Regions from separate parts of the Homo sapiens genome. Here regions 1, 3 and 4 are each linked to region 2. The links are chromatin contacts, found by Hi-C or POLR2A ChIA-PET in ENCODE. All regions are on one chromosome and are shown on one strand. The core of a region is the stretch at or near the end of the contact, and the rest is flanking DNA. Distances in the headings are between cores, read along the strand shown. Region 1 holds the start of PAXBP1 (PAX3 and PAX7 binding protein 1). Region 2 holds the start of HLCS-AS1 (HLCS antisense RNA 1). Region 3 holds the start of CFAP298-TCP10L (CFAP298-TCP10L readthrough). Region 4 holds the start of CRYZL1 (crystallin zeta like 1).

Evidence for each region. A loop is a pair of places that touch in the nucleus more often than their neighbours do. ChIA-PET counts read pairs that join two places held with the same protein, here RNA polymerase II (POLR2A). Pooled maps may share reads with other maps.
Region 1: a pooled map shows a loop between it and region 2 (7-fold over the local background). The contact joins the promoter of PAXBP1 here to the promoter of HLCS-AS1 in region 2. A Hi-C loop is called at or near these places in 4 of 50 pooled maps. POLR2A ChIA-PET finds 5 or more read pairs at or near these places in 2 of 52 experiments (activated B cell and naive thymus-derived CD8-positive, alpha-beta T cell).
Region 3: a map of B cell shows a loop between it and region 2 (28-fold over the local background). The contact joins the promoter of CFAP298-TCP10L here to the promoter of HLCS-AS1 in region 2. A Hi-C loop is called at or near these places in 1 of 168 maps with a recorded cell type or tissue (B cell) and 5 of 50 pooled maps. POLR2A ChIA-PET finds 5 or more read pairs at or near these places in 1 of 52 experiments (OCI-LY7).
Region 4: a loop to region 2 is called in a pooled map, with 7 times the contacts of the local background. The contact joins the promoter of CRYZL1 here to the promoter of HLCS-AS1 in region 2. A Hi-C loop is called at or near these places in 1 of 168 maps with a recorded cell type or tissue (gastrocnemius medialis), 1 of 37 single-sample maps with no recorded cell type and 5 of 50 pooled maps.

The regions. Positions count from the first base shown.
Region 1 is chr21:32,770,410-32,773,109 of GRCh38, reverse strand. PAXBP1 (PAX3 and PAX7 binding protein 1) reads left to right here and starts at 1,355. Exons shown (of 18, transcript NM_016631.4): 1 at 1,355-1,784. The coding sequence starts at 1,442. EPCIP-AS1 (EPCIP antisense RNA 1) reads right to left here and starts at 1,010. Exons shown (of 4, transcript NR_024623.1): 1 at 802-1,010. RefSeq lists an enhancer at 699-1,688.
Region 2 is chr21:36,965,064-36,967,763 of GRCh38, reverse strand. HLCS-AS1 (HLCS antisense RNA 1) reads right to left here and starts at 1,305. Exons shown (of 4, transcript NR_186434.1): 1 at 1,153-1,305. It overlaps HLCS (holocarboxylase synthetase), which reads left to right and starts at 1,095. Exons shown (of 11, transcript NM_001352514.2): 1 at 1,095-1,320. The coding sequence starts at 1,126. RefSeq lists silencers at 713-1,182, 1,253-1,582, 1,303-1,633 and an enhancer at 1,693-1,742.
Region 3 is chr21:32,610,949-32,613,648 of GRCh38, reverse strand. CFAP298-TCP10L (CFAP298-TCP10L readthrough) reads left to right here and starts at 1,272. Exons shown (of 12, transcript NR_146639.2): 1 at 1,272-1,544. CFAP298 (cilia and flagella associated protein 298) reads left to right here and starts at 1,272. Exons shown (of 7, transcript NM_021254.4): 1 at 1,272-1,544. The coding sequence starts at 1,406. RefSeq lists enhancers at 1,031-1,140, 1,801-1,850.
Region 4 is chr21:33,640,482-33,643,181 of GRCh38, reverse strand. It overlaps CRYZL1 (crystallin zeta like 1), which reads left to right and starts at 1,441. Exons shown (of 13, transcript NM_145858.3): 1 at 1,441-1,501. ITSN1 (intersectin 1) reads right to left here and starts at 681. Exons shown (of 40, transcript NM_003024.3): 1 at 469-681. RefSeq lists silencers at 1-52, 373-472, 483-822 and an enhancer at 1,293-1,702.

The DNA.
Region 1 (2,700 bases), core at 106-2,605, 4.2 Mb after region 2:
AATTTAGTCTCAAAACAAACAAACAAAAAACCAAAAAAACACAACCCTTCATATACAGATATGGGCCGATCTCCAATCTACGGTAGGCTAAAAATGCAGCTTACACACCATCTGTGTAAAAAGGGGAACACATTAAAATATGCATATTTATTTGCTTTTATGTTCATGGAACATCTTTAGAGGATCATAAGAAACTGTTAACATTGCCACTGAGGAAGTGAACAGCCTTCCAGACATGGGTGGATTTTTTTCACTCTACCGAATACCCTTTTAATTTCGAAACATCAAAATGAATTCGCATGCACAGGTGCATGCCCGAAGGAAAAACTTCTAGTTCGGTGATGAGATAGGGAAAGCCGGTGAGTTCAACCTTAGGCGCAATCACCCTGTGAAGGTGTGGCCAGCGAGGGCTTTGTCACGCAAGTCTGAGAACTGTCACAACCTTCCCCACCCCCTGCTCTATTTTCCTTCCACTTGTTTCTGAAACTCACTAAGCTTTGGAAAGTATTTAGTCATAGAATTGCTTGCAAACTTGGCATTCTTTAGAAAACACGGAAACACTTTTGCTTTCCTTGTTCCTGAAAGACTGGGGAACGGGGGACATCAAGCCAGGTAACATTGTATCATAACTGAAATTCAATGTCTTTGAAGTAACATTGTACCATAAATGAAATTCAATGTCTTTGAAGTAACATTGTATCATAAATAAAATTCAATGTCTTTCTAAGAGCTCTGTAGCTATAAAGCTGTAGAAATACAAAGTATTACTCAAGAATAACTAGTAATTACCAATAGTCACACCTCAGGTCAAAGTTTGGAGAGGACTATTCCACCTACTAGATCACACTTTCCTTCCCGAAAGCCGCTTCTCTCTCTGGCCTCTCCCCTCCTCCTCCTCCCTCATCTGTTTGGCGGGAGGCTTCCTCACATTACCGCTCCGCGTAAGTGCGAAGACGCACTGCAGCAGCGCCGTCTGAGGGACAACAGAGCCTACTCTTTCTTCTCATCTCTATGATCCTCTTTGTGACCTGTCAAACAACACCAGAGTTCCATGCTAATAGTACTCCACTCCGACAGAGAGCGATGCAAAGAGCCGACGCTCTCGCGAGAGGTGTGGGGCTCTCTCTCTCTCTCTCGCTCTCTCTCTCTCTCTCTCTCTCGCTCTCTCTCTCTCTCTCTCTCTCTCTCTCTCTCTCTCTCTCTCTCTCTCTCTCTCTCTCTCTCTCTCTCTCTCTCTCTCTCTCTCTCTCACTCTCTCTCTTTCTCCAAGTATTGAGAGCGCGTGGGAGCATAGGCGCATGCGCGCTCGTGGGGTGCGCGGTAGCAACAGAGGACTCGACCCGGCTGGAGCTCCGGAGAGCGCGCGTGCGCCGTCACGAGCTCGGCGCTGCCGGGGCCGCGGTGTGGAAGCGAGTATTCGACCGCCGTGCGGGCCGCGGGGATGTTCCGAAAGGCCCGGCGGGTGAACGTGCGCAAGCGGAACGACTCCGAAGAGGAAGAGCGGGAACGCGATGAGGAGCAGGAGCCGCCGCCGTTGTTGCCGCCGCCGGGCACGGGCGAAGAGGCGGGCCCCGGTGGCGGCGACAGGGCCCCTGGCGGGGAGTCGCTGCTGGGCCCGGGGCCGTCGCCGCCTTCCGCGCTGACCCCGGGCCTCGGGGCTGAGGCCGGGGGCGGCTTCCCCGGCGGCGCGGAGCCCGGCAACGGGCTGAAGCCGCGCAAGAGGCCTCGCGAGAACAAAGAGGTGCCCCGGGCCAGCCTGCTCAGCTTCCAGGACGAGGAGGAAGGTAAAGTGCGCGCTTCGGACGCCCTTAGACGGCCGCATCCCCGACGCAGGCCCCCGTCCCCCGCCCCCGTATTCTCTGGACGCCCAGCCCCGGAGCCCTGGAACGGAGTCCCCTGCCGTCCGACCGGCTGCGAATCTTCCCCAGCCTCCGGCCTTCTGCTCGGGCAAGGGACGCGTTCCCGCGCTGCCCCCAGCCTTTTCTTAACCACCTCCTCTGCCACGGGGCCGGAGCTCAGATCAGGCATTCAGAGTGTTTCAGGGGAAATTCGGTGTTCCCTGTCCTGCCTCTTTTCTGCCTGGCGTGTTTCAGGGCCAACTTGGTGTGGGTCCCCTGGCTGCTCTTGGCATGCTTTCCGAGCCCTCTGCAGGTCACTGCGCCCACACTTCTTGGATGCTCTGTCCAGGCATCCTCGACCATGAAGGCCGAGTTTGTAAAAAGGAATACTAGGAGAGGGAACAGAAGCCTGGAGTTGCAGCTCTGGTTCTGAGTGACCTTGGGCCAGTCCCTTGCAGTCGCTGAGCCTCAGTTTACCCATAAAAGTAATTAGGGGTAGCAGATACCCAGCCTTCTTCGCACTGACTTTGGGAACAGTGAAGCGAGACGGTGTAAAAATAGTAAAAGCAAGGTAGTTTCTCCAATTCCTGTGGGAGGCCAGGCTGCAGTGGTTTTAGATTGCTGATCTTAAATGAGCCTTAAATCTTTTCTTCTGACCATTTGAATGTGCATAACCCAGTTAATTCCATGTTACGAAAAAAGAAATTAAGTTTTGTAAATCTTGCATTTTTATTCGAGAGGTTTCCAGTAAGGTAGGTAGTTTATCTTTGGCATTTCTGTTACTCTTTATTTGGTTTGAGAGGAGTACAGACAGATTTTTGTTTTTGAGATACATGAGCTATTTTTTTTTAAGTATTTAGTA
Region 2 (2,700 bases), core at 56-2,555:
TGGGTGACAGAGAGAGACTGTCTCAAAAACAAACAAACAAAAACTATCCTTAGATTAAGACATGGACGTGGTGTACATGATTGCTTTTGCTGCATCTTGCCACCTATTTTCAGCGAGGGCCAGAATAGGAAGCCACTGGATGGAATTCTTTGCTGTGCTTCGCAGCTGTTCAGAACACGTTCTTTACATAATGCCTTTTAAAGAAATGAGGTTCTATGGGAGAAGCCTCTGTGTCAGGACTAATTATGCTTCCCTTGGAGACAAGAACACCAAATCATGGTGATGTTTTCCTTTTCCCACTGGTGTTAGGATGCTTACAGTCAAACTGTTGACCCACATGTAGCAAGAACACCATAGGGAGCCTTCCTGGCACAGCCTTTTTAGAGGCAGCCTTCTTGGTGCTTATCTGTCTTCAATTTCTGTTTCCTGTCCTTATTTAAAAAAACATTATTGCATCCCGTGAATGTATGTGATTGACCTTAAAATCTTTTGCATGAAGGCTTAGTATAATTTAATAAAAACGGCCTTATCTTATTTTCCCAAGTCGACTGGGTAGCGGCTGTGGAGCGCTCTGGGACTCCCGGTGTGCTGCTGGTTAGTAAAGGTTGGCCTTGGCAGCTATGAACATAGGCAGAGCCCCCTCCTCAATCCGCCTCCCACCCCTCCAAGGAAGGGAGGCCGGACTTGGCTTAAACAGGTCGGGCAGCCACTGGAGCCTCCCCTCCCCCGCATCCACAACATACCCATCCCACTCCTCAGCCCTGGCGCGGCCCCGCACCCCGGCCTCCACTCCCTCGAGCCCCCTCTCCGGGTGCAGCCCCGGCGTCCCCTGACCCCGGTGCACACCCCCCGCCCCAGCGCTGCCCCTCGCCGCCGCCACCAGCCCTGGGCGCGGCCTCCGGAGCTCCCCATCACACAGCCGGGCGCGGCCTCACCCCCCCCCGCCCCTCCCGCCGCAGCCTCCAGTTGCCCGCGTCACCTTCCGGGTCCCCGCCTCCCCCGCCGTCCCCACCCCCGCGCCGCCTGGCCCGGGGGGGCGGCGCGGCCCTTCCGGCCGGGGCGGGGCCGGGCCTGGGGCGCTGGGGCGGGCGGGCAAGGCGGGCTCGCCCTGCCGGCGGCGCGGCCATGCTCATCACGCTGTGCTACCTGTACCTGTGGGCGCGCTGGGGTCGCCGGCCGGCTGAGCTCGTGCGCGCCACGGTGCGGCGGCTGCGTGCCTCGCGCTGTTCCTTCACCTTCTGCGGCGCGGCCGCGCAGCCCCCGGGCGCCCGCGTGTGCCTGAGCCGTGGCGGCCGCGTCTTCTGCGTCAGCGACAGCCAGGTGGGCGGGTCGGGCGGGCGGGCGACCCGGGCCCCGCGAGCCGGAAGTGCCCCCGTCCCTGCGCCTCGTCCCCGCCGGGAGCCCGGGAGTTCGGGAGCCCCGGAGTGGCGCCCTCAGTGCGGCCTGTGCGGCCCGGGAGGGGCTGTTGCCCCGGGGCCCAGAGAGAGGCCGGAGGTGCGGGACTCGGACCACGGACCCGGTCGCCTCTTCCCGGCCAGCCGGGCGGTGCTGGACGCGTGACTCTAGGCGCGCACCTGTGAGGACGTGAGCTGTGGATTGACAGCCGGACGCCAGCAGTGCCCACCTGGGGTCGCCCCCAACCTCCTCTCCCACACTTCGAGCCGGCGTTTGGGTGACCGTGAACCAGGAGAGACAGCTGTGGCGGGCCGGGAGCGGTGGCTTATGCCTGTAATCCCTGCACTCTGGGAGGCCTAGGAGGAAGGACAGCTTTGAGCCCAGGAGATGGAGACCAGCCTGGGCAACATAGCTAGACCCCTCTCTACAAAAAACAAAACAAAAAAAACACTTAGGTCGGCGTGGTGGCACGCGCCTGTAGTCCCAGCTACTCTGGAGGGTGAGGCGGGAGGGTCACTTGATCCCGGGAGGTTCACTTGAGCCCCGGAGTTTGAAGCTACAGTGAGCTATGATTGAGCCATTGCACTCCAGTCTGGGTGACAAAGCAAGACCCTGTCTTAAGAAAAAAAAAAAAAAATCCCAAACAAAAAACTCCCACCTGTGTCATCAGCTTTTTGTCAGATGTCCCCAAATTTACAAAAACTGCCCTTTTCCCTCTCCATCTTCTGTCAGTTGGTTGCATCATTCACCAACTTGGGCACCCGACTGATGGTCTTTGCGTCTTTTAAATTTCAGTTGACAGTCAGCCTTTGTTTTTTTTGACCCAGTGCTTAGGATGGTGGTTACGTGTTCAGCCCACTCTGTCACCTACCTTGTGACTTGGGCCAGTCAATTAATCTCTGTAAAAAGTCTGCTGCCTTGCTGTAAAGGGAACAATAGATCTTTCCATTCAGCTGTTTTTGGAAATGGGCTTAGCTTCACAGTGCAGTACTGCACAAAATTTCATGGACATCGGTAGCATTGTTCTCATTAATATTTAAACGTGTTTTGCTTTTAATCTGTTTCTTGTCCCTTTCCTCTGTTTTCTGGAATATTGCCTCACTTTTAGCACTAAAATGACGTTTTCTGCATATGTCACACCGTAAAGCCCCTGTGGGGAATTGAATCTTATCTCAGGTTTGAACATTGCCTGGAGGCTGTGCTTAGATATGGGTTGAAATTGTGCCACTAGCAAATAAAAAATACTCTTTCTTGTTAGTACCATATATGTATTATGTCACACTGAATATGAATGACTGTTTTCTC
Region 3 (2,700 bases), core at 23-2,522, 4.4 Mb after region 2:
TCAGGGCGGGAGACGATAATATTACTCCCAATATCGCAGAAGGTGTACATTCCCTGACCATCAAACATAAGAAGTCCATCAACCTGTTTAGTTTTCTTTAGATCTGTATTTGAATTTGTGTTGTCCGTTTGTTTATTTATTATTTTTGAGACACAGTCTCACTCTGTCGCCAAGGCTGGAGGGTAGTGGCGCGATCTAGGCTCACTGCAACCTCCGCCTCCCGGGTTCAAGCAATTCTCCCACCTCAGGCTCCCTAGTAGCTGGAATTACTGGCACGCGCCACTACGTTCGGCTAATTTTTGTATTTTTAGTAGAGAAGGGGTTTCACCATGTTGGCCAGGCTGCTTTCGAACTCCTGACCTCAGGTGATCCGCCCTCCTCGGCCTCCCTAAGTGTTGGGATTACACGCGTGAGCCACCGCTCCTGGCCTGTCCATTTATTTTTGTTTTCTTTTTGTCACACTAAAATATAAGCTCCATGAGAGCAGTGACTCTGGATCTGTGGGGCCCGGAATAAACAGCGACTGACGCCGACTGCCTTCAGCAAGAGTCCGCTGGAGGATGGCTGGATATTTCTGGGAGGGTCGCTCTGGCAGGGGCCGCTGGAGCTACCCCAGCAACGCCATCCAAATCAACCTGAACGAAGAAGTGCGGACACTCGCCCTGGCCCCTCCGTCCTGAAAAGCTGACCCGCGCAAACAGCAGCGAACAGCAAGACTCAGTTCTGGGTCGCTGCCGCCGAACTTTCCCAGGCCGGAAACAGCGTGGAAACGTTGCCGGAAGTGGAGACTGAAAGCGGCGGAAGGGACGCTGGAATGTGGAGCGGTTGTGGGGCGGCAGCTGCGGAACTGCGCGATTGTGGTTCCCGCCGTATTTCCCGTTCCCCATCTAGTAACTCCCATCTCAGCCCACGTATCTCCCTGAGTGGAAATCTCGGGCCCCAGACCAGTCGATTGGGAGGTCCGCCCTCCCCTTCAGCGACTTGGTCTGTGTTTTGGCAGTTGCCGCGACAACAGTCACTTCCGGGAAGGGGCTCTGCGAATCTCCTTCCGTCGGTCCGCTCAGAATCAGCTGTCCTCTCAGACTGTGTGGGTGGTTTCCCCGGCCGCAGCTCCGTACGGGCTTGGATTGCTGGGCCTCGGTGCACCCCAGCCTCCCCCACTCGGGTTCTGAGCTTGAGCTGGCGGCTCTTTAACTCTGCTTCACTGTTGCTCTTGGCAACATCCACTTCCGGGAGCGAGTGCCGTTTCCCCCGCTCACCGCGGGCTAGGGAGCGTGGGATTCCGGACTGTGAGCGGCTGTTAGTGCGTCGCAGCTGCTGGCGATCCGGCGACCCTCGGCCGGCAGGACCCGCGGGCCACGCAGCCGGGGCCTTCTCAACGCCTCAGTACCTCGGCGGGACCGCCATGGTTCTGCTGCACGTGAAGCGGGGCGACGAGAGCCAGTTCCTGCTGCAGGCGCCTGGGAGTACCGAGCTGGAGGAGCTCACGGTGCAGGTGGCCCGGGTCTATAATGGGCGGCTCAAGGTGCAGCGCCTCTGCTCAGGTGCGGCTCGCGGGTGGGCCCATCCCGGACAGATCGAGAGACCGGCGTGGGATGGAGAAAGAGGGGCAGGGTGGGCCGAGGGGTCAGGTTTGTGAAGATTATTGAAGAGATTTGCAGCAGCCGGGGTTGAAACGGGACACTAGGGTTAACCGGAGATGAATAAGGAACCGGAGAAGATCCGGCCTGTCTGACACCCCGGGCTGGGAGGTGGGCCCAGGTGCCTCTCGGAGCCAGGATTTGGGGTGCTGCGAATAAGTGGAAATGGGCTGGGGAGGGAGGAGGGAGCCGAAAGGCCGGGCTGAACAGCAGACTTAGTGCAATTAATCACGTGTGAGGGGTGAGATGAGAACTAGGTGGGCTTTTAAAAGCTGAATTTACTATTTTTAGTCGCCCAATGTAAAGCAGCGAGCCACCTGGCTTTGGGACGGCCCCTTACAGTTGAGGAAGCCTTGGTGATCTTTCCCCGCCCTGGAAACGGCCTGTTGCGTTGCGGCGCCGTCTCCCTACCCCGCGCAGGTTCCAGGGCACCCGCTTTGCCGCAGAACTTTCCGGCGGTGGAAGGGCCCCCATCTGTGCTGTCCATTGGGCAGCTGCCGGCCACTTGTGGCCGTAGAGCATTTGGAATGTGGCTAGTGCGGCCAGGCAACCGAATTTTACATTTGCATTTTAATTAATTAAATATATATAAATATAAATAAATACCATATATATAGTATATATGAATATAAATAAATTATATATATGTATATATAAATATAAATAAATTATATATATATATATATATATGGTATGTGTGTGTGTGAGAGACAGGGTCTTACTGTTGCCCAGGCTGGAGTGCAGTGGCGCGATCTCTGCTCACTGCAACCTTCGCCTCCCGGGTTCAAGCTATTCTCCTGCCTCAGCCTCCCAAGTATCTGAGATTACAGGCGCCCACCACCACGCCCAGCTAATATTTGTATCTTTAGTGGACACGGGGTTTCATCATGTTGGCCAGGCTGGTCTCGAACGCCTGACCTCAGGTGATCCGCCTGCCTCCGCCTCCCAAAGTGCTAGGATTACAAGTGTGATCCATCGCGTCTGGGTCATTTTAATTTAAATAAATTTAAATCGCCAAGTGGAGCGAGTAGCTGCCGCATTAGACAGCATAGTTTTTGAA
Region 4 (2,700 bases), core at 192-2,691, 3.3 Mb after region 2:
GGCAGAGGCGGCGCCGCTCCCGCCAACGCGGGTCCCCGGGAGGCCGGCGGGAGGCGAGGCCGGGCCGCCCCTCGCCGGCGGCCGAGGGCAGCGAGGTCAGCCCGGGAAGGAGCGGCCGCCCGGGGTCCCCGCGAGAGGAGGGAGCCCGCTCGGCGGCGGGGCCGCGGCGCCCATTCATCCCCACGCCCGTCCCGCGGCCGCCACCCCACGGCCCACCGCGGCCCCCGGCCTCCCAGTGCGGGTCCGCCCGCCACTCCGCCGCCACCCCCGAGGACGGGAAGGACAAGGCAGAGGGGCAGCCGCTGCCGTCTCTCGGGCGCGCGGCGAGGGGCTAAGGGCGGCCGGGGAGACAAGCGCCGGGCGCGGGACGGATGCCCCGGGCAGCCATCGCGCAGACCCCCGCGCCGACCCCCGCCCCCGCTGCAGCCGCCCGTGGTCCAGGCCGCCGCCTTGCAGCCCTCTCCTCACCTCATCTCCGGGCGGGTCCGCGCTGCCGCCCCAGGGACAAATCAGTGCCGCTCACGCGCCGCTGGGAGGGACGCAGGAGCCGCAGCCCCGCACACCATCCCCGCCCGCCTCTCTGTCCGTCCCGGAGCCCGCTCGGGATTCTTCCTCGCGAGCCGCCGTACTACGGAGCAACCAAGCTACGCTCCCTCCCCTGGCGCCTCCACTCTTCTCTACCTCCTTCGCTCCCTCCCTCGCTCCCTCGCTCCCGCCTATCTCCTCATCTCCCTCCGCTGCCTCCCCCGCCCCCCATCCACCATCCATCTCCGCCCATAAGTGGGTGGGGAAACCGCCAGCCAATTGGAAGAAGGGGCCCGCACCTTCTCACCACCCCCTACCACTGGCCCCGCCCACCGTGCGAACCCAAAGAGGGTGAGCCAAAGAAATGTAAGACAACAGAGTGACAAGCCGAATGAGCCAATCAGCAGGGGCTGTGTGGGGGCAGGATTAGCACTCTCCCCCTCCTCCCCATGTAGGCGTAACAGGAGATTTATGGTCTGAGGTTGCCTATCGTGGTTTATGGAGATTTTGTTGCACGATTTCGGTGCATCTGCTCGTTGCCGTGAGAGACACTAGATAGGATGCACTTAATTGACTTAATTATTGGAGGTTTTCAAGGAGAGAATAATGTGGAAAGGAAAAAGGCGAAGCACAACCCAAAGGGGTTGGCCGGGCCTATGGTTGGAATGAGGAAGGGTGTGGTCTTCGGCTAAAATTTGCATAAAACGGAACCCATCCGGGCGATTCCAACTTCGCCCATTTATTGGTAGTCCTTGGGGCGGGGCCTCGCCTCTTTCTCCGCCCCCGAGCGGAACATGACGGGAGATGTAGTTCCGAGACCGGTTGCCATGGCGTTCTGGACAGCCTCGCGAGTCCGACCCCGCCCTTCAGGAGTGACGAGCGGCCTGACCAATGGGAGCAGGGGGCGGGCTCTCTGACGAAGGACTGGAAGGTGGCGGTGGTGAAGGTGCAGGCCGTTGGGGCGGCTCAGAGGCAGGTGAGCCCCGGGAAACGCGTCCTGTGTCTTGGGAAACGGGCCTTTAAGCGAAAGGTGGAGAGATGCCCCACAGAACCGTGCAGCCCTGGGGAGGATGGTGGTTCGCGTCGAACCCTAACCTGGGACTTGTTCGGGCCCAGGCCTAGCTTAGCTGAGGCCGCTGAGGGGTGGGTAAGACTAGATTTGAGGGACAGTTTCCTGGACCTTGACGGGTTTTGATTGTAGGTCTTATCTCAGTTTGCATCTCCCTCTACTTTTATGGAGGCAGAGGTCTGGGAGTGCCCTTCCACTTAATCTCCCAGGTTGGGTTTTTCTCCTCTGCTTCTTGTTCCTAGAATTTGAGTGTCTTTTTCTTTCTCTGTTACTTCTTCTCAGCCACTTCTTTCTTCCTCATCACTTTGCTGTTTTCGGAAAGCAGTTAGTAGTTATTCGCTGTATGTGGCTTTTGAGCCAGATCGGCCCTCTTCATTATGCTAAACGGCGGAATCATCTGGAGCGAGATGTAAGCATCGCCTTGGGATAGGTCTGGGTCGGGGCCGAACATCTGCGTTTCTAAGAAGCTCCCAGGTGCTGCTGTCCACGTTATGAGTAGAAAGGTTTTACCTGAACTCTGTCCAGTACAAATATAATGCGAGTCCCTTATGTCATTTTAATTTTGGGGTAGCTACATTTAAAAAGTGAAAAGAAACACGTGAAATTAATTTTAATTATATGTTTCATTTAGCCTAGTATATCTGAGACATTATCATTTCAACGCTTAAACAAATATTTAAAAATTGAGATTTTACGTTCTTTTCTTCGTATTAAATCTTCAAAATTAAATTAAAAAATTAATTCTTCAAAATTAAATCTTCAAAATCTGATGTGTATTTTCCACTTAACAGCGCATCTCAATTCCGACTAGACACAGTTGGAGTGCTCAATAGCCACCTGTGCTAGTGGCTGCTACAGTAGCCTACTGCAGAAATTAAAAGGTGGGAAAAATAAGGTTGCATTGACCAAACCCTTTGCAACTCTATGAGATGGGATTCAGAACTACTTTAGAGATTCTCTGTAATTGAGATGTGCCCAATTTACAGAAATAATAGTCAAAATAGCCAACATTTCTGAAAGTATGATGTTGCGCTGAGTGCTTTGCAGGTATTATTTAATCCTTATGGCAACCCTCTGAGATAACTGCTATTATTATCTAAGATATG